Regions from separate parts of the Homo sapiens genome. Here region 2 is linked to region 1. A link is a loop called in an ENCODE intact Hi-C map of the cell type or tissue named here. Cell type or tissue: OCI-LY7. All regions are shown on one strand. Links, peaks and the distances in the headings refer to the core of each region. The heading gives the core; the rest is flanking DNA. Region 1 overlaps BLM (BLM RecQ like helicase). Region 2 overlaps LOC105370969 (a long non-coding RNA gene).

What was found. A loop is a pair of places that touch in the nucleus more often than their neighbours do. Peaks named below come from ENCODE experiments on the same cell type or tissue, not always from the same donor. Only the 100,000 strongest peaks of a DNase experiment are listed, where the experiment ranks them.
Region 2: it touches region 1 in a loop (4-fold over the local background); 2 of 110 quality-filtered maps call a loop at or near these places.

Annotation. Positions count from the first base shown.
Region 1 is chr15:90,782,638-90,790,637 of GRCh38, reverse strand. BLM (BLM RecQ like helicase) reads right to left here. Exons shown (of 22, transcript NM_000057.4): 13 at 7,710-7,816; 14 at 5,557-5,717. Among named protein-coding and RNA genes, the nearest start is that of BLM, 69 kb to the right of the region's middle. In OCI-LY7, for the core only: a CTCF peak has its summit at 4,068; DNase peaks (open chromatin) are centred at 3,657 and 4,217; H3K4me3 peaks cover 1,932 bases; H3K27ac peaks cover 4,498 bases.
Region 2 is chr15:90,841,626-90,858,187 of GRCh38, reverse strand. LOC105370969 (a long non-coding RNA gene) reads right to left here. Exons shown (of 3, transcript XR_932610.3): 3 at 4,559-5,446. It also overlaps the pseudogene RN7SL363P. Among named protein-coding and RNA genes, the nearest start is that of FURIN, 19 kb to the left of the region's middle. RefSeq lists enhancers at 5,292-5,341, 5,352-5,441, 12,856-12,975, 12,733-13,349. In OCI-LY7, for the core only: no CTCF peak of the experiment used is centred there; DNase peaks (open chromatin) are centred at 1,297, 5,107 and 6,067; H3K4me3 peaks cover 1,387 bases; H3K27ac peaks cover 1,885 bases.

The DNA of each region.
Region 1 (8,000 bases), core at 1-8,000:
GCAAAAGCTTATTAGATTCATAAGGCACAGACTTGAAGGAACATTTTCATAATAGATGCTTCTAAAAGCTCTATCATTTGTTTTACTTTAAAATGCACACTACATAACAACCTAATATCTTAACTTGGTCCAACTATTTAGTATAACTAATATGAGTTTTTATACTGATAACTTGCAATGCCATTAAAACCCAAGAAGGTAAAGAGAAGCTCAGCATGGCAGGCACTTTCTTGTATGACTTGGCATTCTCATGTAAGAGAGCCAGAATCAACTGCAGTCAGCCCACGATGTGCTGCCACTGTTCTCTGTTTTTGCTACTGAGGTGTGGGGGGTGTTGCTCACACAGTCATGATATCCAGGTCAGTGATCACAAGCAACGTGTTGCTCAGGAGCTCCAGGGTGTTCCCAGGGCTCCTCAGAGGTCACTGCTGCTAGTTCCTCCAATGGTTCAGGAACAATACGTTCTTACCTGCTCCACTGCTTATCATCAGTTTTCCCAATAGCACCAGCTGATCACACATCAACTCCTTCTATTCATCAGCTGATTTAAAGTCAAAGCTTGTACAATTTTAATGGAAACTCATGTGGGTAAAAGTCTGAGAGCTACTTATACCAAAAAAAAAAAAAAAAAAAAAAAAAAAAAAAAAAAACACCAGGGACTGCGGATCTTAGACCTTACAAATTACTTAGTGGAAGCAAGGTGATAGTTCACTCTCAGGAGCTTGATAAATCAGTTTTCAAGGATATCCATTTCAGTTGAGAATTTAGGAGCTATTTAACCCAGACCAAAATGTTATATCTCCAGGCAAAATTACACTTCACAAATAAAACTGCAAGTTTTTTTTTAGCACTTAAAAAAATGAATTGCTACTGCAAGAACAGTATTTCAAAGGCATCTGAAATATCTGGCAGGCAGACTGAGACTAATGACATGATTTCAGTAACTGTGAGTACCAGCGGAAGGAACTGCAAGCTCTGGAGTATGTGGACAGTAAAGGGGTACATTTATCAACACCAGGAATGGCGGTGAGTGGCCTGCGCTCTCGGTTAGTCATCCATCTACATTTATGGCACTCTGATCAAAGGCAAATCTCCTTGGAAACAGAAAGACTATTGTAGCTTCTAGTGATGGAGAGCAGGTGGAGAAGCTGCACAGCAAGATGTGTCAGCCGACAGGTCCGGAAGCATGACCCACAGGGTTCCATGAAGTCCAGGTGCATCTCCCAGTATCAGGGCGGGCACAGGGCTGTGAGGCACCGCCTGCAGCCTCCAGATGAGGATGCAAGGCTGCCAACTCTTTCTGAAAGCTCTTATTTCTTGAAATTGGGAAAAGTGGCTTTGTTTAATTGTGATTTCCTTCTTTATTTCTGCGCTTTTAAAACTTCAAGCCACAATCATTCTTTGTGAAGAATAATGGCCAAGTTTTATTCTATCTCATGAATCTAACGAGATCAAGTCTGTCGAGCTGGTGTAGGCTAATATTACATGCTGACTGTAAGGATTAATTAGTCTGAGAGCAGAAATAATTAGGTTTTTATAAACCCCTATTGTTTAACCATATTTTTTATCAAAGTTATATATATATATATATATATCTCCATTGTAGATTATTTATACTATACATAACCATTTAAAGCACTTGAAAAAAATCATTTTTTTTTTTTTTTGAGACAGTCTCGGTCTGTTGCCCAGGCTGGAATGCAGTGGCGTGATTTTGGCTCACTGCAACCTCCACCTCCAGGGTTCAAGCTATTCTCCTGCCTCAGACTCCCGAGAAGCTGGGACTACAGGTGTGCACCAGCATGCCAGGCTAATTTTTGTATTTTTTGTAGAGATGGGGTTTCGCCATGTTGCCTGGGCTGGTCTTGAACTCCTAGGCTCAAGTGATCTTCCCACCTTGGCCTCCCAAAGTGCTGGGATTACAGGTGTGAACCACCATGCCTGGCCCTTTCATGCAAACTTTTTCCTTATCATGTATTGTTTTTACATGTTTTCCTGTTCCACTGATCTGCCTATAATGTACTGCAAACTAGTGTTCCTGTATTATTAGGTTTTTTGCCAAACTCTCTTAGTTATTTTCACTTGAATATTCTTCCAGGCAAACTTTAGAAAAAGTTTATCAAAGGGAAAAGAACAAAAAACCAAAAAAAAAAAAAAAAAAAAAAACAAAACACTGGCATTTGGGTTAAATATATAAACTAATTTGGGAAGACTAAAATCAGTATTTCAGTGAAGACAAATGAGTGATGTATTTCTAAACTTTTTGCATATCTGAAAATGACCTTTTGTTGGTTTCAACATAAATGACAGTGAGCTGGGTACGAAATTCTTCAGTCCCAGTCTTCCTTCTTCCAATTCTGAAGACAGTCTTCTATTATTTTTGTTATATATTTGTTATGTATTTATTTATAACACACTTATCTGTTTCAATTATCCTGCTTTCTTGCTTGGGTACACTTACTATTCTTAGGCTGAATCCTTACCTCCTTTTGTCAACAAAGATAATTTCCACCCCACCCCATTTTAATCTCTTTTTTCCCTTGCATTCTCAAGCTACTCACTACATCACTGATTCTATTGTCTCCACTGAGACTGAGTCATTCCATTTGTGTCTTAATATATAATTCTGCTCTTAGTTTTGTTTTTCTTACTTGGATAAGCTGAATTTTTCTTTCTTTTTTTTTTTTTGACATAGAGTCTTGTTCTGTTTCCCAGGCTGGAGTACAGTGGCACGATCTCGGCTCACTGCAACCTTCGGCTCCCAGGTTCAAGTGATTCCCCTGCCTCAGCCTCCTGAGTAGCTGGGACTACAGATGCCCATCACCACGTCCGGCTAATTTTTGTATTTTTAGTAGAGACAGGGTTTCACCATATTGGCCAGGCTGGTCTCAAACTCCTTGATCTCAGGTGATCCGTCCACATCGGCCTCTCAAAGTGGTGGGATTACAGGGGTGAGCCACTGCACCTGGCCATAAACTGGATTTTTATTTCTCCCTTCATCTCACCCTGTGATCTTATGGAAGTTGTTACTAGTTCACGTATATTAAGTCTTCTTATATCTTTCTCGGGATACTAAACTGATATCCTCTAAAATTTTCTGTTTTCCCAGAGAAAACAATTTTGAGAGATATTTTTCCTCTGAATCTTCAAAGTAAATACTTTTTCCTGAGCTGAAACTTTTCATTGGCTCCAAGTAATTATTAGTTGTTTTGCTGAAATTCATCCTTTCATTTAGAGGGATCTATCCAAGGCTGGCATTTACCACAATAAGAGATGCCTAAAGTAGGCTGGGTGCGGTGGCTCACGCCTGTAATCCCAGCATTTTGGGAGGCCGAGGCGGGCGGATCACGAGGTCAGGAGATCGAGACCCTCCTGGCTAACGTGGTGAAACCCTCGTCTCTACTAAACATACAAAAAAAAATTAGCCGGGCGTGGTGGCGGGTGCCTATAGTCCCAGCTACTCGGGAGGCTGAGGCAGGAGAATGGCGTGAACCCGAGAGGCGGAGCTTGCAGTGAGCTGAGATCGCGCCACTGCACTCCAGCCTGGGCGACAGAGTGAGACTCCCGTCTCAAAAAAAAAAAAAAAAAAAAAAAAAAAAAAGAGATGCCTAAAGTATTTTCAGCTTTCCTCCCCACCCACCTGGGTGACGGCAAATTTCTCATCTCGGAAACAGATGCCCAATATTGTTAGTTACTAGGGAAATGCAAATCAAAACCACAAAGAGGGCCAGGCGTGGTGGCTCACACCTGTCATCCCAGCACTTTGGGGGGCTGAGGTGGGCGGATCATGAGGTCAGGAGTTCACGACCAGCCTGGCCAATATGGTGAAACCCTGTCTCTACTAAAAATACAAAAATAAGCTGGGTGTGGTGGCATGTGCCTATAGTCCCGGCTACTTGGGAGGCTGAGGCAGGAGAATTGCTTGAACCAGGAGGCGGAAGTTCCAGTGAGCCAAGATTGCGCCACTGCACTCCAGCCTGGGTGACGTGAATTCCTTGCTTGAATTATTCACGTGTGTGGTCTTCCATGTAAATAAAAAAAAACCCACAAAGAGATACCATTTCCCACACACAAGGATGAATACATTAAAAAAGCTGGACAATAAAAAATATTGGTGAAGACGTGGAGACACTGGCACCTCATACATTGCTGGTGAGAATGCAGAACTGCAGAGCCACTTTGAAAAGCAGTTTCACAGTTCCTCTAAAAGTTAAACAAAGAGTTGCCATTTGACCCAGCAAGTCCACTCCCAGGTGTCTACCCAAGAGAACTGAAAACATATGTCCGTGGAAAAACTTGTACGTGAATGCTCACAAAGCCATTATTCATAGTAGCCAAGAAGTAGAAACACATCGGGGATGGTGGCTCACACCTATAATCGCAGGAATTTGGTAGGTTGAGGCAGGATTATCACTTGAGCCCAGGAGTTCAAGACCAGGCTGGGCAACACAGGGAGACCTCGTCTATACAAAAAATAAAAAAATTAGCCAGGCATAGTGGTGCGCCTGTCGTCCTAGCTACTTGGGAAGTGGGAGGATTGTTTGAGGTACGGTCTGCAGTGAGCAGAGATCATGCCATTGCACTCTAGCCTGAATGAAAGAGTAAGACCCTGTCTCAAAAAAAAAAAAAAAAAAAAAAAGAAAGAAACGAAACAAGCCAAATGTCTAACCAGCTGATGAGTAGATAAACAAACTGTGTTATATCCATATAACAGAATATTATCTGACCATAAAAAGGTATGAAGTACTCATATATCCTAAAATATGGATAAATCTTGAAAAAATTATGCTAAATAAAAGCAAACAGGCCAGGCGAGGTGGCTCATGCCTATAATCCCAGCACTTTGGGAGGCTGAGGCAGGTGGATCACTTGAGGCCAGGAGTTCGAGACCAGTTTGAGTCTCCACTAAAAATATTAAATACAAAAATCAGCTGGCCATGGTGGCGCACATCTGTAATCCCATCTACTCAGGAGGCTGAGGCAGGAGAATCACTTGAACCTGGGAGGCGGAGGTTGCAGTAAGCGAAGATCTCTCTACTGCACTGTAGTCTGGGCGACAGAGTGAGACTCTGTCTCCGGAAAAAAAAAAAAAAAAGAAAAGTCACAAAGACCACATACTGTATGATTCTATTTACATGCAATGTACAGAGTAATAAACTCTAGAAACAGGTTAGCAGTAGTTAGTAGATTTGTGGTTTCCAGGCATTAGGGGGTGGGGGAAGTGACTGGGTATGAGGTTTCTTTTTATGGTGATCAAAAATTCTGGAATTAGATAGAGATGATTATTGTACAACTTTGCAAATAAACTAAAAAGTACTAACTTGTTTGCTTTGAAAGGATAAATTTTATGATATGTGAATTATATCTCAAGCAGATTTTTTTTATGAAAGAAAAAGCAACTTTAGAAGTCTCAAAGAAAATCTGTTTTTTAAATTTCAGTCTTATTTTGATGTTTACTACCTTCAAGGTAAAAACAGTTTGCATTCTACATGTGCATGTTTGGTTATATGCTATAAAAGATTATTTCTATTATTTGTTTATCTTTAAAAATGTTACCTGACAGCCATCCTGATTAATCCACTTCTGCTGCACTTCATCTCTGGCAGAATCACTGAGGCCAGCATGGTAAGCAAGAGCAGCGAGCCCATCTCTCTGTAACGTGTCAGCCATGGTGTCACATTCTCGCCTGGAGAGGCAGTAAATTATCCCTGAATCATCTGCCAAGAAACCAAGAGTACTGAGAAACAAGAATTTTTAACATAAACAAAAACACAATTTACACTACATTTTCAGAAATATATGAACCATAAATAGATCTCCCGTAGTGTTCTTATACTGCTGGAAGACCACACACGTGAATAATTCAAGCAAGGAATTCATGTGTGCTGGAAATGAGATGTGGCTTTTAATCCTGTCGCTGCTAATGACTCGTGAGGTGGACCTGGATGAACTCTGGGCTCTACTTCACACTAGATACATGTGGGTATAAAAAAGCCATCCTTGGCCGGGCGCGGTGGCTCATGCCTGTAATCCCAGCACTTTGGGAGGCCAAGGAGGGCAGATCATTTGAGGTCGGGAGTTCGAGACCAGCCTGGACATCATGGTGAAAAGCTATCTTCACTAAAAATACAAAAAAAATCAGCCAGGTGTGGTGGTGGGCACCTGTAATCCCAGCTAGTCAGGAGGCTGAGGCAGGAGAATCACTTTAACCCAGGAGGTAGAGGTTGCAGTGAGCCGAGATCGCACCACCGCACTCCTGCCTGGAGATAGAGTGAGACTCAGCCTCAAAAAAAAAAAAAAAAAAAAAAAAGAAAAGCCATTCTTGCACAAACTTTGTCAAAAGCATATGGCAGTATGTATCAAGAGTCTTAGAAATACCTTTGACTCAGTTTCTTTCTGGGAAATTAGGAAATAAAGTGATACAAGGACATAAACAAAAGTTTTACTTCAAACTTTAAAAATTACAAAGATTTTACTGAGCAACATTAGGGAAACAAATACAGGGAACTGTGAAATAAAATATACTATAACTATCAAAAGTGTTTTCTAAGTTTTTAAAAGACATGGGAAAATGCTCATGATATATAAAGTAGATTAACGGTAGAAACGTATATAGTATGCTAGTAGAAAAAAATGCATAGAAAAATACTAGAAATTAATAATAACATAACAGTGATTTTGCTCATTGAGTGATGTTTGTCTTTTGTTTCTTCTTTTTGTTGCTTTCTAAATTTTCTTTTTTGTTTTTTGAGACAGTCTTGCTCTGTCGCCCAGGCCGGAGTGCAGTGGCACGATCTCAACTCACTGCAACCTCTGCCTCCCGGGTTCAAGCAGTTCTTCTGCCTCAGCCTCCAGAATAGCTGGAATTACAGGTGCGTGCCACCACGTCTGGATAATTTTTGTAGAGATGGGGTTTCACCGTTTTGGCCAGGCTGGTCTTGAAATCCTGACCTCAAGTGATTCACCCACCTCGGCCTCCCAAAATGCTGAGATTACAGGCGTGAACCACAGTGCCTGGCCATATAAATTTTCTTTAATGAGCATATATTATATTTATTATTATGTGTGTTATTTTTAGAAATGGAAATTAAAAGATATTAAAGGAAAAGTCATCTCTCTGTGACTGAGCCAAAGGTCTAGATATACACATGAAGCTATTGACATTAGCTGCCTGGGGGAGGTGAGTCTGAGCGGGGAAATCACTGACTTTTTCTTGGTAGATCTCTACTGACTGATTTGTCCACACAAATATGTATACTAATTTCTAAAAAATAAAATAGAAATACCAAAAATATTCTCCATGGAAAAGTGGAAAGGGGGTTACATGGAAAACTACTATGAATTTCAGAATCTCATTTTAGTTAACATAATGCAAAGGCAGACAGGCTTGGGACAAGGCACTAAAACAAAAAGCTGTATAATTCAAACACTGATAGAAGCCTGAGGAAAGACATTGAAACCAAAAGTTATAATATACGTGTGTAGGAGGGAGTATTTAATATATTTTTGTTAGAATTTATTGTTATTAAACCAAATGAGATTTTATAATTTCCAGAATTGAGAGAGTTGCAATAGTCTGCTCTATAAAGAGCAAGTTAGTGCTGTCATAATGCAAAAAGGAATGTTTAATATGCAATTTTATATATCTTATTGTGGTACTAAAAAGACATTTGTTACTTCTAGACAGCTAATCACATGGCTGTACTCACATGGGTGGTGCTTTCTGATCCATTCTAGGCAATCAAATGCCACCTTTTTAGGCTTTTTCGGTAATACATAGTATTTCAGATTATGTCTGTTAAAGCTCATGCTAAACCTAAAAAAGTCCCAAACATAAAATTTAGTTATTATGAGAAAATATGACTTTAGGTATTGTTATAGACTACATGTGTCCCCCCTAAAATCCTAACCCCCAGTGTGATGGTATTAGGAGTTGGAGCCTCCGGGAGATAATTAGGTCATGAGGGGTGGAGTTATGAATGAGATAAGTGCTCAAAAAT
Region 2 (16,562 bases), core at 956-8,955, 67 kb before region 1:
CTCTTTTGGGACTTTTCTCAACTATCACCTTTGCTGACTGCAGGATGTTGAAATGCAAACATAGCACTCCCCGTCCCTCATCCTCACGTCATTTCTCTACGTAGCACTTTTTGCCACAGGACGTCCTCAGTACTCTCACTTGTTTATTGCCTTTCTTCCCCCATGGGAATGTCAGGCCTATGTGGTGGGCAGGGATTTCTGTGTTTTTCTCACTGCTATATCTCTGATGGCTAGACAGTGCCTGGAACCTAGTCGGTGCTCCATCAACAGTTGTGGAATGAATGATTTCACTTTGGAAAACTTGAGTTTACATAATAACACGAAGAAACACACAATATCTATAACCTCCATCCTTTCCAACTGAGCTCCCCGTCTCTGGAGGCATTCAAGTGGAAGCTGGCGAGCCATTTGGTGAGGGGCTGTGGAAAGGATATGTGCACTGGGCAGAGGTGGGATTACGGGACCTCCAATTTTCCTGCTTTCAGGAAAATTCTGGGATCCTGAGGAATACTTTTTGTCTTCCCCCGCAGCCATTGTCTGGGAGTTTTGGAACCACTGACTGACTCTTCGAGCACCAGGCTTTTCCCTTGGTCCTCAGCACTGGGTGGGGAGCCCTACATCCCAGAAGTCTTGGGAAACAGGGTGGAGCGGAATCGCCTATCACAGCCAAACAAGACTCTCCAGGAGGAAATACAGCAGAGACCTGCTCAGGGCTTAGCAAACAGTGACAAAGGTGAGGTGAAGCCAGTCTGGACGCACACCAGTTCGGGATGATCTGAGGAATGTCAGGCAGTCCCTATATCCTCAGATGTGTCCCCATCCACCTGGCACATGTCTGGAACTTCGCCATTACAGAGACTTCAGTGTCTGCTTTTTTTTTTTATTTTTAAATTAATTAATTATTTATTTATTTTTAAAATAGAGATGGGGTCTTGATAAGTTGCTCAGGCGGGTCTCGAATTCCTGGGCTCAAGCGATTCGCCCACCTCAGCCTCCCAAAATGCTGGGATTACAGGCGTGAGCCACCGCACCCAGCCCAGTGTCTGCTTTTAAGATGCACTGTTTGGAAAGTCAGGTGATTCAACATTGCAGCCACATAAACCAGGTCTGAGTTTGCATGTCACCCCTGACTGGGTCAAGAGTGGGTGTGTTTTGGTAATGGGGGCATTTAGAAGCAGGGGCACTGCCAGGAAAGGAGGCAGCCTGAGAACGCTGTTCTATGTGACAGGAATCCTCAGGATCAAAGGCCTTAAGACAACAGTTGTGACCTCACAGATAAACCCCAGAGCAGACACTGGGGCCAGGTATCTGGGACAGGAAGTGGCTGTGAGAAGCAGGAACCAATGTAAAACCCCTCAACAGCCTCAGCATTTCCAAGGGCTCAGTCTTCATAGAAATGGGTTACTAGGACATATCACCTATGGGTAGCATTTGGGGAAATCCTTCAGGGTCCATGTGGACAGGATGTTTGGGGGTTCACATTTATAGCAAACACACAGCACAGAAGCCACTACTGCTGCCTCCTAGCCCATGGCAGACACTGACATTGCCAATCTATCACCATACCGCTGCGGAGCCCTTCTCCCCACAGTGATCCAAAAAGTCACTGCCAATCTATCAGAATTAGCACGAGGCCAGGTGCCATGGCTCATGCCTGTAATCCCAGCACTTTGGGAGGCTGAGGCGGGCAGATCACTTGAGGTCAGGAGTTCAAGACCAGCCTGGCCAACGTGATGAAACCCCATCTCTACTGAAAATACAAAAAGGAGCTGGGCGTGGTGGCACATGCCCATGATCCCAGCTACTCAGGAGGCTGAGGCAGGAGAATCCCTTGAACATGACGGGAGTCAGAGGTTGTAGTGCGCTGAGATCGCACCACTGCACTCCCCTCCCACCTGGGCAACAGAGTGAGACTCCGTCTCAAAAAAAAAAAAAAAAATTAGCACAAGAGGTGAAATGGTGTGGTGGCATGCACCTGATGCCCCTGTAGTCCCAGCTACTCAGGAGGCTGAGGCGGGAGGATGGCTTGAGCCCAGGGGTTCTGGGCTATAATGCACTATGCTGGTCCACACTAACTTCAGCATCAATATGGTGACCTCCCAGGAATGGGGACCACCAGGTTTTCTAAGGAAGGGTAAACTGGCTCAGGTAGGAAACAGAGTAGGTCAAAACTCTTATATTGATCAGTAGTGGGATGGTGCTGTGAATAGCCACTGTACTCCAGCCTGTGCAACATAGCCAGATTCTCCTTTTTTTTTTCTTTTGAGAGAGTCTCTCTTTGTCACCCAGGCTGGAGTACAGTGGCACGATCTCGGCTCACTGCAACCTCCGTCTCCCGGGTTCTAGTGATTCTCCTGTCTCAATCTCTCAAGTAGCTGGGACTACAGGTGCCTGCCACCACACCTGGCTGATTTTTGTATTTTTAGTAGAGACACAGTTTCACCATGTTGGTCAGGCTGGTCTCAAACTCCTGACCTCAGGTGACCCACCTGCTTCAGCCTCCCCAAGTGCTGGGATTATAGGCATGAGCCACCACGCCCGGCCGCCAGATCTTCTCTCTTAAAAAGAAAAAGAAAAGAAAGAAATGTGTCTTTACTGTCCCTCCCCTTCAGGAATCACAGGGTTAGGATTCCACAGAAGAGAAGAACAACTGGGACTCAGGGAGGGAGTGAGACCGGGTCCAGGTCACACAGGGCATCAGTGGGGAAGGCAGGTCTGGAGCTCTGAACTTGCCACAGACCCAGATGCTGTCGCCTGTGACTGGACAGTTGGGCCGGGAGACAGAGCACATGTGTCCATTCCCACGCCCACATACACGCCCAGTGGAAGAAGCCATTCCAGCCCCACATGTCAGCCAGCGCAGAGTGCGAAGTCCCAGGGCGCTTGGGGTGACCTTCTACAGTTTGGACTTTCTGGACTCCAGGAGTCAGCTGGGTGCATTGGGAAGATGTTGGGGAGGCCTAGAGCCCAGGATCTGGCAGCTGACTCGACATGTCCATGTGAGCCTTTGCCCCTAGCCTGTGTCCAGGGCAAACTCCCCAGTGCCCTCTGAGAGAGGCAGCCGGGCCTGGCCCAGCAGGATAAACCTTGCCTTGCGCTGGTCCCCAGTCTGGACAGGCCATGTCCACTCTCTTGGCTTCAGATGCTTGATCCATCCATGAGGAAGTTGGCCTGTGGCTTAATTTTGCAGGGCCTCCATTTCTTCATCCATTAAATGGGGGTACTGATACCTCCCCTGCTGAGGTGTCACAAGAATGGGATGAACTAATTCATAAAATGTTTGGCATGGCATCCTGCACACAGCAGGTGCTCAGGGAGGACACCTGGGATTCTGACTTGGCCTAGGGACTTTCCCAGTACTAAGAGCCCAGCCTGTGACCCACACCTTCCCATGGGAACCATCCACCCCACACCAGCTCTGTCGTCACTGGAATTGAAATTTCTTGGCTGAGCTTGGAAGGTGAGAAACTTGATTTCTGCTGATTCTGGAGAAGGACAAGGAAGATGAGAGTGCTCTCTTTATCTGAGAAGCAGCTCAGAAATTTTCAAACAGTTGCCCACGGTGCCCATGTTCTCTCTGTGGTCTCCGTGTGTGTGTGTGTGTGTGTGTGTGTGTGTGTGTGTGTGTGTGATAGAGGCTCCTCCCGTTCATGGAGGGGATTCCCAGTGTGGTTGGGGACCCGGGGTGGGTAGATCAGTGAGTCTCCTGCTTGGAAATGTGTACCCGTGCCCATTCTGGCTTCCCAAGGGTCATTCCATGAGTCCTCAGCCTCGCTGTGTGCCCCCCCACTCCCCATCACACAGGTGATGTGGGGAAACAGGCAGAGGGAGCACTGCATGGGAGGAGGAAGAGTTGAGTTTGCTTGGTCTACAGTGGTTTTTGTTTTTGTTTGTTCTTTTGAGATGCAGTCTTGCTCTGTCGCCCAGGCTGGAGTGCAGTGGCACAATCTCAGCTCGCTGCAAGCTCCACCTCCCGGGTTCAAGCGATTCTCATGCCTCAGCCTCCCAAGTAGCTGGGATTACAGGCGTGTGCCACCACACCCGGCTAATTTTTGTATTTTTAGTAGAGACAGGGTTTCGCCATGTTGGCCAGGCTGGTCTTGAGCTCCTGACCTCAGGTGATCCACCTACCTTGGCCTGCCGAAGTGCTGGGATTACAGGCATGAGCCACTGTGCCCAGCCTGTGTTTTTTTTTGTTTGTTTGTTTGTTTGTTTTTGAGACAGGGTCTCACTCTTGTCACCCAGGCTGGAGTGTGATGGCATGATCATGGCTCACTGTAGCCTCGACCTCTCTGGGCTCAGGTGATCCTCCCATCTCAGCCTCCCAAGTTGCAGGGACTACAGGTGCATGGAACCATGCCTGGCTAATTTTTTTATTTTTGGTAGAGACATGGTTTTGCCATGTTGCCCAGGCTGGTCTTGAATTCCTGGGCTCAAGTGATCTGCCCACCTCAGCCTCCAAAAGTGCTGGGATTACCGGTTTGAGCCACCACACTTGGCTGGTCTACAGTGTTTTAAAACAAAAAACAGCCCATCATTTAGAATTAAAAGAAAAAAAGCAGCTGGCTATAAAATAATATATATAAATAAAGTTTATATACATACACTGAAAAAAAGACTGGAGGGAAATACACCAGCCAACTAGAGTGATTGTTCCTGGGTGACAGGCTTGAGGCTGGATTCTTATTTTCCTTTTTTTTTTTGTTTTTTGAGACGGAGTCTCGCTCTGTTGCCAGGCTAGAGTGTAGTGGTGCAATCTTGGGGCTCACAGCAACCTCTGCCTCCCGGGTTCAAGCGATTCTCTTGCCTCAGCCTCCCAAGTAGTTGGAACTACAGGTGCACGCCACCATGCCCATCTAATTTTTGTATTTTTAGTAGAGATGGGGTTTCACCATGTTGGACAGGATGGTCTCGATCTCTTGACCTTGTGATCCGCCTGCCTCGGCCTCCCAAAATGCTGGGAATACAAGTGTGAGCCACCGTGCCCGGCCGCCTTTCAAACTTTTTGATAGTGAATATGACTTGCTTTTACCATCAGATGCAACAATAGCAAACATTGTCTTTATCAAGGGGAAATGAAACCTGTGGTTTGGGCTCCAGCGGTGAGCAAGGCCAACTTTTCTCACTTGTCCCGCCATGGGTGGTGACCCGCAGGCTGGGGTGGGGCCAGGTCCATCTTTCCTGTTCCCCAATCTTAGAGGTGGCAGAGGCCCTTCGAGTCACCTTGCTGGCCCACTGAGGAGCTGTGGCTGAGGAATACACCCATCAGGGCCGACTCCTTGCTGGGAACTTGGTGAGGCAGATGGACGTGGTGATGAGCCACAGTGAGGTTTCCCCCACATCCTTTTGCCTGCCCTGCTGCGTCTGCTGCTGAGTCAGAATCCATCTGGGGAGCCACCGTGGGATGTACTATGATGCACTGGGCAGCCTCCGAGGGCCAGGCAGGCTTTGAAGAGAGGCAAGAAGGTCAGAGGAAAATCAGAGGCACTCTGTTTCCACCTGCATCCACTGCTCAGTCCCCGGGGTCATTCTTTGCCAGTCTCAGACCTTGCCACAGTGCTCTGGCCAAAGCGCCCCTTAGGCACGCCTTGGGGACCCCAACATGTGCTCATGCCAGGCGCTGGCCTGGGCACATCCCCATGCTCCCTGGCACAGCCCTACAAGCTGGATGTGGCAGGAGTGAGGGCTGGTGCCTGACCTGCATCTGTCTCAGCCCTTCCCTACTCACTGCCTCCACTTACGGAGGCTGGAGCTTTTCAGTGGGGCACAGACATTTTGGCATTTGGGTGGGACATTTTTTTTTCTTCTAGGGCAGGACAATTCTTCATATAAGACTGTTCTATGCATTGCAGCTAAATCATTGTGACAACCCAAAATGACTCCACACATTTCCAAACATCCCTTAGAGGTGTGAGTTTGACCCAGGCTGAGACCCACAGAGCAAATGTTGGATCCGTGCAACCGGCAGCCTGGTTGCAAGGCTTCCCTTTGGCAGTGACATTGAGGGGAAGTCTTCAGGTAAACAGGTTTTTCTAAGAAAAAAGACAAAGATGATGAATCCTCTCTCTGACCTCCTGAACCAAAACCAGCAACCGCACATGGCTGAGCTTTTCAAGATGAAATGAACAAAGCTGCTGTTTTGCGGGAGGTTGGAGCTCTGCAGTTACCTGCAGCCAAATGCATTCCTAACTGCTACAGGTGAGGAAACAGGCACAGAGTGGTCAAGCCACTCGCCCAAGGTTGCTTCACTGGAAAGGAGGGAAGCCAGGATTCACACCCAGACATTCTATGATTCTGCCCTGACTCATTCCAGCTTTTCTTTCTTTCTTTTCTTTCTTTCTTTCTTTTTCTTTCTTTCTTTCTATTTCTCTTCCTTCCTTTCTTTTTTTTTTTTTTTTTTTTTGACAGAGTCTCACTCTGTCACTCAGCTCTGTAATCCCAGCACTTTGGGAGTCTCAGATGGGCAGATCACCTGAGGTCGGGAGTTTGACACCAGACTAGCCAACATGGTGAAACCCCATCTCTACTAAAAATACACAAATTAGCCAGGCGTGGTGGTGGGTGCTTGTAATCCCAGCTACTTGGGAGGCTGAGACAGAAGAATTGCTTGAACTCCCACAGGCAGAGGTTGCAGTGAGCTGAGATCACAGTACTGCACTCCAGCCTGAGCAACAGAGCAAGACTCTGTCTTAAAAAAATAAATAAAAATAAAAATGGCCACAGAAACATTTCCAGTCCCATGTGTTACTCCAGAACCTTACCACTCTCCCATAGGGGAGAGTGTCCCACGGTGGCTCCCCAGATGGATCCTGACTCAGCAGCAGACGCAGCAGGGCAGGTGAAAGGATGTGGGGGAAACCTCACTGTTGCTCGTCACCACGTCCATCCACCTGACCCAGTTCCCAGCAAGGAGTCAGCCCTGATGGGCGTGTGCCTCGGCCACAGCTCCTCAGTGGGCCAGCAAGGTGCCTCAAAGGTCCTCTGCCACCTTCAAGATTGGGCAACAGGAGAGGTGGACCTGGCCCCACCCTGGCCCTGCTTGGTGTATCTTATGATAATTCACTTTGATGTTGTTTCTTTCATTTGTCCGGCCATTTTCCATTGTATGAGTGTATCATACCTTGTGTATCTCCTTGATGACGTTTCCAATTTCTTCCTCCTGGGATGCTCATAGAGCTTCTGTAGAGTCTCTGCCTGGAAGAGGAATGCTCACAGATGTTCTCACCTTCACCCTGATCTTGACCTGACCTTCAAGCTGCCATTTTGTGTCACTTCCAAGTGGCTTTACCAATCTTCTCCAGAGCTGGTGGGTTTTTATTTGTTTGTCTGTTTGTTTGAGACGAAGTCTTGCTCTTTTGCCCAGCCTGGAGTGCAATGATGTGATTTTGGCTCACTGCAACCTCTGCCTCTGCGGTTTAAGTGATTCTCCTGCCTCAGCCTCCCGAGTAGCTGGGACTACAGGTGCGTGCCACCATGCTGGGCTAATTTTTTGTAGTTTTAGGAGAGATGTGGTTTCACGGTGTTAGCCAGGATGGTCTCCATCTCCTGACCTCGTGATCCACCCATATCGGCCTCCCAAAGTGTTGGGATTACAGGCATGAGCCGCCGCGCCCAGCCCAGAGCTGGTGTTTTTAAGGAGTCTCATTTGGGTCTACATTTAATAATATCAGCTTTTATGTTTTCTTCCATTTTAAATTATCTGATGGGTGAGACATAATATCTCCTTGTTGTTTTAATTTACCTTTCTCAGCCAGGCGCAGTGGCTCACGCCTGTAATCCCAGCACTTTGGGAGGCTAATGTGGGTGGATCACTTGAGGTCAGGAGTTCGAGACCAGCCTGGCCAACATGGCAAAACCTCGTCTCTACTAAAAATACAAAAATTAGCCAGGCGTGGTGGTGCACACCTGTAATCCCAGCTACTTGGGAGGCTGAGGCAGGAGAATTGCTTGAACCCAGGAGGTGGAGGTTGCAGTGAGCTGAGACTGCACCAGTACACTCCAGCCTGGGCAACAGGGTGAGACTATCTCAAAAAAAAATTTACATGTCTCTGATACTATTGAGACAGAGACTTTTTCTGTTTTTGAGGCAGGGTCTCACTCTGCTGCCCAAGCTGGAATGCAGTGGCATGATCATAGGTCACTGTAGCCTCCATCTGCTGGATTCAATCCATCCCCCTGCTTTAGCCTCCAGAGTAGCTGGGACTACAGGCATGCACCATCATGCCCGGCTAATTATTTTGTTTTCTGTAGAGACGAGGTCTCACTTTGCTGCCCAGTCTGTTCTCCAGCTCCTGGACTCAAGTGATCCTCCCACCTTGGCCTCCCAAATTGCTGGGATTATTGACATGAACCACCATGCCCAGCCCAGAGCCTCTTTTTCATATGATTATTGGCCATCTAGGCTTTTTTTTCCTATAAGGTTCATAACCTGTGCCAAATTTTCTGTTGGGTTGGTTGTCTCTCTTCTTGATTTGCAGAAGACCTTTACATATTCTGGATACCAATTTGCTGATTATATTGCAGATATTTCCTCCATATTGTGCATATCTGTTATTTATTTATTTATTTATTTATTTATTTATTTATTTTTGAGACAGGGTCTTGCTCTGTCACTCAGGCTGGAGTGCAGTGGCCCAGTCTCAGCTCACTGCAACCTCTGCCTCCCAGGTTCCAGTGATTCTCCCACCTCAGCCTTCCAAGTAACTGGGACTACAGGCATACGCCACCACACCTGGCTAATTTTTGTATTTTTTGTAGAGACAGAGTTTTGCCATGTTGCCCAGGCTGGTCTCAAACTCCTCAGCTCAAGTAATCTGCCTGCCTCAGTCTCCCAAAATGCTGGGATTACAGATACGAGTCATGGTGCTCAGCTGTACGTATCCTTTAATCTTGTGGCATTTTTTTTTGTTGAACTTAAGATTTAAATGTCAATATCATCAGACTCATCAATTTTTTTCCATTGTAGCTGATACCTTTTGTGCCTAAGATACTCTTTCCTGTCAAAAGGCATGAGGAGCTGGGTGCCGTGGCTCACACCTGTAATCTCAGCACTCTGGGAGGCTGAGGCAGGTGGATCACTTGATGTCAGGAGTTCAAGACCAGCCTGGCCAACATGGTGAAACCCTGTCTCTACTAAAAATACAAAAATTATCTGGGCGTGGTAGAACACACCTGTAATCCCAGCTACTTGGGAGACTGAGACAGGAGAATCGCTTGAATCCGGGAGGTAGAGGTTGTAGTGAGCTGAGATCACGCCATTGCATTGCACTCCAGCCTGGGCAACAGAGTGAGACTCCATCTCAAAAAAAAGAAAAGAAAAGAAAAAAAAGGCTGGGCACGGTGGCTCACGCCTGTAATCCCAACACTATGGGAGGCTGAGGCGGGAGGATCACCTGGCATCGGGAGTTTGAGACCAGCCTGACCAACATGGAGAAACCCTGTCTCTACTAAAGAAAAAAAAAAAAAATTAGCCGAGTGTGGTGGCGGATGCCTGTAATCCCAGCTACTGGGGAGGCTGAGGCAGGAGAATCACTTGAACCCAGGAAGGGGAGGCTGCGGTGAGCCGAGACCGTGCCATTGCACTCCAACCTGGGCAACAAGAGCAAAACTCCGTCTCAAAAAAAAAAAAAAAAAAAAAAAAAGAAGGCTGAGTGTGGTGGCTCACACCTGCAATCCCAGCATTTTGGGAGGCTGAGGCGGGTGGATCATGAGGTCAGGAGATCGAGACCATCCTGGCCAACTGGTGAAACCCCGTCTCTACTAAAAATAAAAAAAGAATTAGCCAGGAATGGTGGTGTGTGCCTGTAGTCCCAGCTACTCAGGAGGCTGAGGCAGGAGAGTTGCTTGAATCCAGGAGGCGGAGGTTTCAGTGAGCCGAGATCATGCCACTGCACTCCAGCCTGGGCAACAGAGCAAGACTCCGTCTCAAACAAAAAAAAAAAAGAAAGAAAAAAAGAGGCACGTGGGGGCTTTGGAAGGCACTGGCTATGTCCCATTTGTTGTTGTGTTTTTTATTTTTATTTTTTTTAGACGGATTCTCGCCCTTTCGCCAGGCTGGAGTGCAGTGGCACGATCTCGGGTTACTGCAAACTCCGCCTCCAGGGTTCAAGCGATTCTTCTGCCACAGCCTCCCAAGTAGCTGGGACTACAGGTGTGTGCCACCATGCCGGGCTAATTTTTGTATTTTTAGTTGAGACGGGGTTTCACCATATTGGCCAGGCTGGTCTCAAACTCCTGACCTTCTGATCCGCCCTCCTCGGCCTCCCAAAGTGTTGGGATTACAGGAGTGAGCCACCGTGCCTGGCCTTACATCCCGCTTGTTGATCTGGATGCTGGCTACACAGCTGGGGTCACTGTGAAATTTCATCAAGCGGCACCCTTATGACTTGTACACTATGCATGTTGTAATCAAACAAAAAGTTTATTTAAAAAAGAAATTGTTCCTTACCCTGAGGTCATAAAAATATTCTTCTATATTTTCTTCTAAATGTGTTAAAATTTTGTTATTCACATGTAAGTCCTGAATCCACCTGGAGTTGTGTGTGTGGTGTTAGGTGGGGATCTAATTTTACTTTCCCATATGGATCACCACTTGTCCCAACGCCATTTATAAAAGAGTCTATCTTTTCCCCACTGGTTGGTGATGCTTCTCTGTCATACGGCAAATTCTCATTTATGCAAGGTTCTGTCTCCGGGACTCCTGTTCTGTCCTTTTTTTTCCCTTTATTTTTCATTTTTAAATGGGCTCTCACTCTGTCACCCAGGCCGGAGTGCAGTGGCATGATCTCAGCTCACCGCGGCCTCAACCTCCCAGGCTCAAGTGATCCTGCCACCTCAGTCTCCCAAGTAGCTAGGACTACAGGCATGTGCCGCCACACCCAGCTAATTTTGTTTTTGTAAAGACAGGGTCTCTCTGTGTTGCCCAGGCTGGTCTCGAACTCCTGGGCTCAAGGGACCCTCCCACCTTGGCCTCCCAAAGTTCTGGGTTTACAAGCATGAGCCACCGCACTCGGCCCCCCCTACCCTTTTTTTTTAATAGCCAGATGCCAAAGCCATTCTGTCTTAATTTCTTTAAAAATTGTTAATATCTGATAGGACCCTTTTGAGGACTTTAAGATGAGAAATGGTCAGAATGATGCTGGGATGAGGTCACTCTGATGAGAGGAGAATGGGTTTTAGAGACCAAGGCCAAAGGGTCAGGAGGAGCTGGTGGTAGCTATGGTGACCTGGCAGAAGGTTAGCAGCCCAGCGTGGGAGGTGGCTGGGAAGTGCACTGAGCGCACTGATGATGTGCCGAGGTAAAGCAGACGGGACTCGCCGAAAGATTGGATGTGGGGGTGAAGCAAAAATTGGGATCCAAGATGACTCTGTGGTTTTTGGCCAAAGTAGCTAGAGGAGAGTGGAGCCACGGGCTGAGATGGGAAAGCCTGGGGTGACGCTGACAGGTGGGCACTTAGAAAGTGCTCGATTTGGCAGGGCACGGTGGCTCACATCTGTAATCCCAGCACTTTGGGAGGCCAAGGTGGGTGGATCATGAGGTTAGGAGATCGAGACCATCTTGGCTAACACGGTGAAACCCTGTCTCTACTAAAATACAAAAAATTAGCCGGGCGTGATGGCGCGTGCCTGTAATCCCAGCTACTTGGAGGCTGAGGCAGGATAATCGCTTGAACCTGGGAGGTGGAGGTTGCAGTGAGCTGAGATTGGGCCACTGCACTCCAGCCTGGTGACAGAGCAAGACCCGGTCTCAAAAAAAAAAAAAGAAAGTGCTCAATTTGCCAGGCGCAGTGGCCCACGCCTGTAATCCTAACACTTTGGGAGGCCGAGGCGGATGGATCACCTGAGGTCAGGAGTTCAAGAACAGCCTGGCCAACATGGTAAAACCCCATCTCTACTAAAAATACAAAACTAGCCGGGCGTGGTGGTGGGTGCCTGTAATCCCAGCTACTTGGGAGACTGAGGCAGGAGAATCACTTGAACCCGGGAGGCAGAAGTTGCAGTGAGCCGAGGTCATGCCACTGCACTCCAGCCTGGATGACAGAGTGAGACTCCATCTCAAAAAAAAAAAAAAAAAAAAGAAAAAGAAAGAAAGTGCTCAATTCACCAGGCGTGGGCCACGCCTGTAATCCCAATACTTTGAGAGGCCGAGGCAGGAGGATCGGTTGAGCCTGGGAGGATGAGGCTGTAGTGAGCTGAGATCATGCCACTGCACTTCAGCCTGAGCGACAGAGCAAAACCCTGTCTTTAAAAGAAAAAAAAAGAAAATACTCAATCCACGCTTGTCTGAATGAATGAGCAAATGGGTGGGTGGGCATGAGTGAGAGGCAAGGCTACCCCACTGCCTGCAGCCCACCTGTCTGAGTCCTCAGGGAGGATTAAGTGAACCCCCCTTGCTCACAGGGTTCTGTGTCTCAGTGAGTCTGTACCACGTCCCCCCAGCGGGACTGTCATTGCTGGCAGCACTCCCCGCTCCCCACCAGGCACATCACTAGGCCCCCCATGCTCTTGGTCCCAGGCCACAGGTTCATGGAAGGCTCCCAGGCCCAAGGGAGCTAGGGAGGGCACAGCCAGGCCCTTGAGGCTGCAGGTCTGGCCCTGTCACTCATCTGCCTCCTCAGTTAAGGAGCCTCCAGGTCATTTTGGGGGCCTGTGCTATTTGCCAGCACAAAGCAGCACCAGTGTGGAGAAGCCACAGCCTCAGAGGCCCTGCTTGTGGGTGGGGGCTGAGACCTGAGTGTTCAGGACCAGATCACCGCTCTGTTTATAGCCCGCCTCTGGCTCATCATCACCAGCTGTTATGAAAGCACCTTCAGTCCATAAAACGTGGAAGTTGCATCTGAGTGCTCAGGCTGAGTCATTTCTCTGAGAAAGCCTTCAGCTGGAGCAGCATTTTTTTCGACCAGGCCTGGAGTGGGGCTCCGTGTGGGTCTGTGTTTACCCTGTGGGCAGCCCCAGGGGGCCTGGCAGGCCCTGGGCACAGGCTTCATTTACTCACTCATTGAATCAAGACCATTTTTAGGCTGGGCACGGTGGCTCATGCCTTTAATCCCAGCACTTTGGGAGGCCAAGGCAGGAGGATGGCTTGAGCCCAGGAGATTGAGACCAGCTTGGGCAACATAGTGAGACTCCATCCCTACAAAAAAAAAAAAAAAATTTGGCCAGGCATGGTGGCACGTGCCTGTGGTGCCAGCTACTCAGGAGGCTGTAGGGGAAGATCGCTTGAGCCCAGGAGGTCAAGGCTGCAGTGGGCAGTGTTTGTGCCATTGCACTGCAGCCCGGGGGACAGGACAAGGCACTGTCTCAAAAAAAAAAAAAAGGAACCAGTTTTAGCCAGGCGTGGTGGTATGCGCCTGTGGTCCCAGCTACTCAGGAGTCTGAGGCTGGAGAATTGCTTGAGCCCAGAAGTTCAAGGTTACAGTGAACTATGATGACATCCAGCCTGGGTGATGGAGTGAGACCCTGTCTCTAAAAAAGAGTTTTAAAGAATTATTTTTTCTTTTTTTTCTTTCTTTTTTTTTTTTTTTTTTGAGACAGAGTTTCACTCTTGTTGCCCAGGCTGGAGTACAATGGCATGATCTCGGCTCACTGCAACCTCCGCCTCCTGGGTTCAAGCGATTCTCCTGCCTCAGCCTCCCGAAGAGCTGCACCACCACGCTCAGCTAATTTTGTATTTTTAGTAGAGACGGGGTTTCTCCATGTTGATCAGGCTGGTCTTGAACTCCCAACCTCAGGTGATCCGCCTGTCTTGGCCTCCCAAAGAGCTGGGATTACAGGCGTGAGCCACTGTGCCCAGCAAAAAAATTATTTTTTCAAAGGATCATTTTAAAGCCCCTTTTGTGTGTTGAGAGTCAAGCACTATCACCAGGATGGACAAGGAGAAGTAATAAGGGAGGGAACCCTGAGTTCTTACATCCCCAAATAACGCGGGGGTGTGCAGAGAGGCCAGGTGCAGGTTCAGGAAGACTGGGAAGAGAAAGGGGAGGGAGGAGCTGAACTGCAGGGTGGAAAGATTGGGCTCAGCCTGGGTCTGCTCTGTACATCCACCTGGGGGTCCTTGGCCTGGAGCTCTGTCTGCCCTGCCAGAACCTCTGGGCTGAATGGGAAGGAGGGAGGAGGGAGGCATGGTAGAAACCAGTCTTTTTTTTTTTTTTTTTTTTTTTTTTTTTGAGACAGTCTTGCTCTGTTGCCCCGGCTGGAGTGCAGTGGTGCGATCTTGGCTCATTGCAAAGTCTACCTCCCAGGTTCAAGCTATTCTCCTGCCTCAGCCTCCCGAGTAGCTGGGATTACAGGCACGCGCCACCACACCCGACTAATCTTTTTGTATTTTTAGTAGAGACAGGGATTAGCCGTGTTGCCCAGGCTGGTCTGGAACTCCTGGGCTCAAGTGATCCTCCTGCTTCAGCCTCCCAAAGTGCTGAGATTACAGGCATGAGCCACTGCGCCTGGCTAAAACCAATCTTTATTAAGCACCTACTTCATGCCAAGCCCTGGGCTAGCTTGTTCTCTTAAGGCCTCACACCTGGTCCAAGAATTCTGACCACTTGCCGGCTGCAAGGATTTGGGTTAGTGACTTCACCTCCTACGTGTTATATCCTCTTCATCCCCTGCCTCATCTTCCTCACCTGGCCTTATGGCTTTGCCAGTCAAGCGAGATGACACAAGAAAGGCATTTACTCCATAAATGCAGCTGGTGCCTTTATAAAGAATCATGCTATGGCTGGCGTTTATGAAGCACACACGATACCAGGCACGATGCTGAGTGTCTTCCTCACAGTAACTCCATGAATCCATCGTCTCTGGTCCATTAAAAAAATTGTTTTATAGTCAGATAAGGAAAACATGGAAACATTGCATTCTCCCTCCTGGGGTACTTTAATATATTAAAGGCTGTTAGCCTGGGCACAGTGGCTCACGCCTGTAATCCCGGCACTTTGGGAGGATGAGGCAGGAGGATCGCTTGAACCCAGGAGTTCGAGACTAGCCTGTGCAACATAGAGAGACCCTGTCTCAACAAAAAATACAAAAATTAGCCAGGCATGGTGGCGTGTGTCTGTGGTCCCAGCTACTCGGGAGGCTGAGGTGGGAGGATTGCTTGTGCCCAGGAGTTTGAGACCAGCTTGGGCAACATAGTGAGATCTTGTCTCTTAAAAGAATTTTTTAAAAATTAGCTGGGTGTGGTGGTGCACACCTGTAGTCGCAGCTACTCAGGAGCCTGAAGCAGGAGGATGGCTCGAGCCCAGGAGTTCGAGGCTGCAGTGAGCTGTGATTGTGCCACTGCACTCCAGCCTGGGCAACAGAGCAAGACTCTTTACTATATATTACAAGGACTCAGGAGTCCTATGGTTAAAAGGAAATAAAAGCAAAACCCACCTGTTTGTGTTTAGCCATCATTTCCCATGTTTGTTTGCTTCCTGAGCTTCATTTCTGAGGAGCCCTTATTAAGATTGAGATTGAAGCCTGTCTGTGTTCACAGGTACACATGCAGACCTTCAACAGCTGTCTCGTCAGTCTTTTACGGGTTTATGGGGGCCCTGTGGACCACTTTGGCTTAGGACCCTGTATTGTTCATTTTTTCTCTCATTCATTCATTCATTCATTCAACCACGTGTCCCTTGATTCTCAAAGGCACAGTGAGAGGTGGGTAAGACACAGCTTCTGTTTTAAGGATCTCATAGATCAGGCCAGGCACAGTGGCTCACACCTGTAATCCCAGCACTTTGGGAGGCCGAGGCAGGCAAATTGCTTGAGCCCAGGAGTTCGAGACCAGCCTGGGTAACAAAGCAAGACCTTGTCTTGACAACTTAAAAATTAGCTGGGCATGGTGGCATACACTTGTAGTCCCAGCTACTGGGGAGGCTAAAGATCCCTTGAGCCCAGGAGTTTGAGGCTGTAGTGAGCTATGACTGTGCCACTGCACTCCAGCCTGGGTGACACAGTGAGACTCTGTCTTAAAAAAAAAAAAAATCTCATAGATCTGATGAGGGAGACGGAACAGTGTGATCAGAAATTCAAGGCACTGAGGGAGCCCAGGGGCTGGCACTTAACCCAGTCTTGGGCATCAGGGATGGCTTCCTGGAGGAGGTGTGGGTTAAGTTGGCCAGGTGAAGGACATCAGTGGTCAGAGTTGTACATATTTGTACATCTTTGAAAACAGTTGTACATCTTTGAAAAACTGTGCATTATCTAGACTCTCCAGGACCTCCCTTGGATTATCTGACTCCATTCTATGAAGACTACTTACAACTCTTTAACTTGTAGGTTAGTGATAGCAATGCAAAATTTTGCTTCTCTACAGACCTGCAGATTCCAAACTCCAGTAGGAGACCAGTTGACTCTCCCCTCCCTAGCTTTGCCCCCATTTGCGTGTTTTTGTTGTTGTTGTTGTTGTTTTTTGAGATGGAGTTTTGCTTTTGTTGCCTAGGCTGGAATGCAATAGTGCAATCTTGGCTCACTGCAACCTCCACCTCCCAGGCTCAAGCGATTCTCCTGCCTCAGCCTACTGAGTAGCTGGGATTACAGGCATGTGCCACCATGCCCAGCTAATTTTTTTTTTTTTTTTTTTT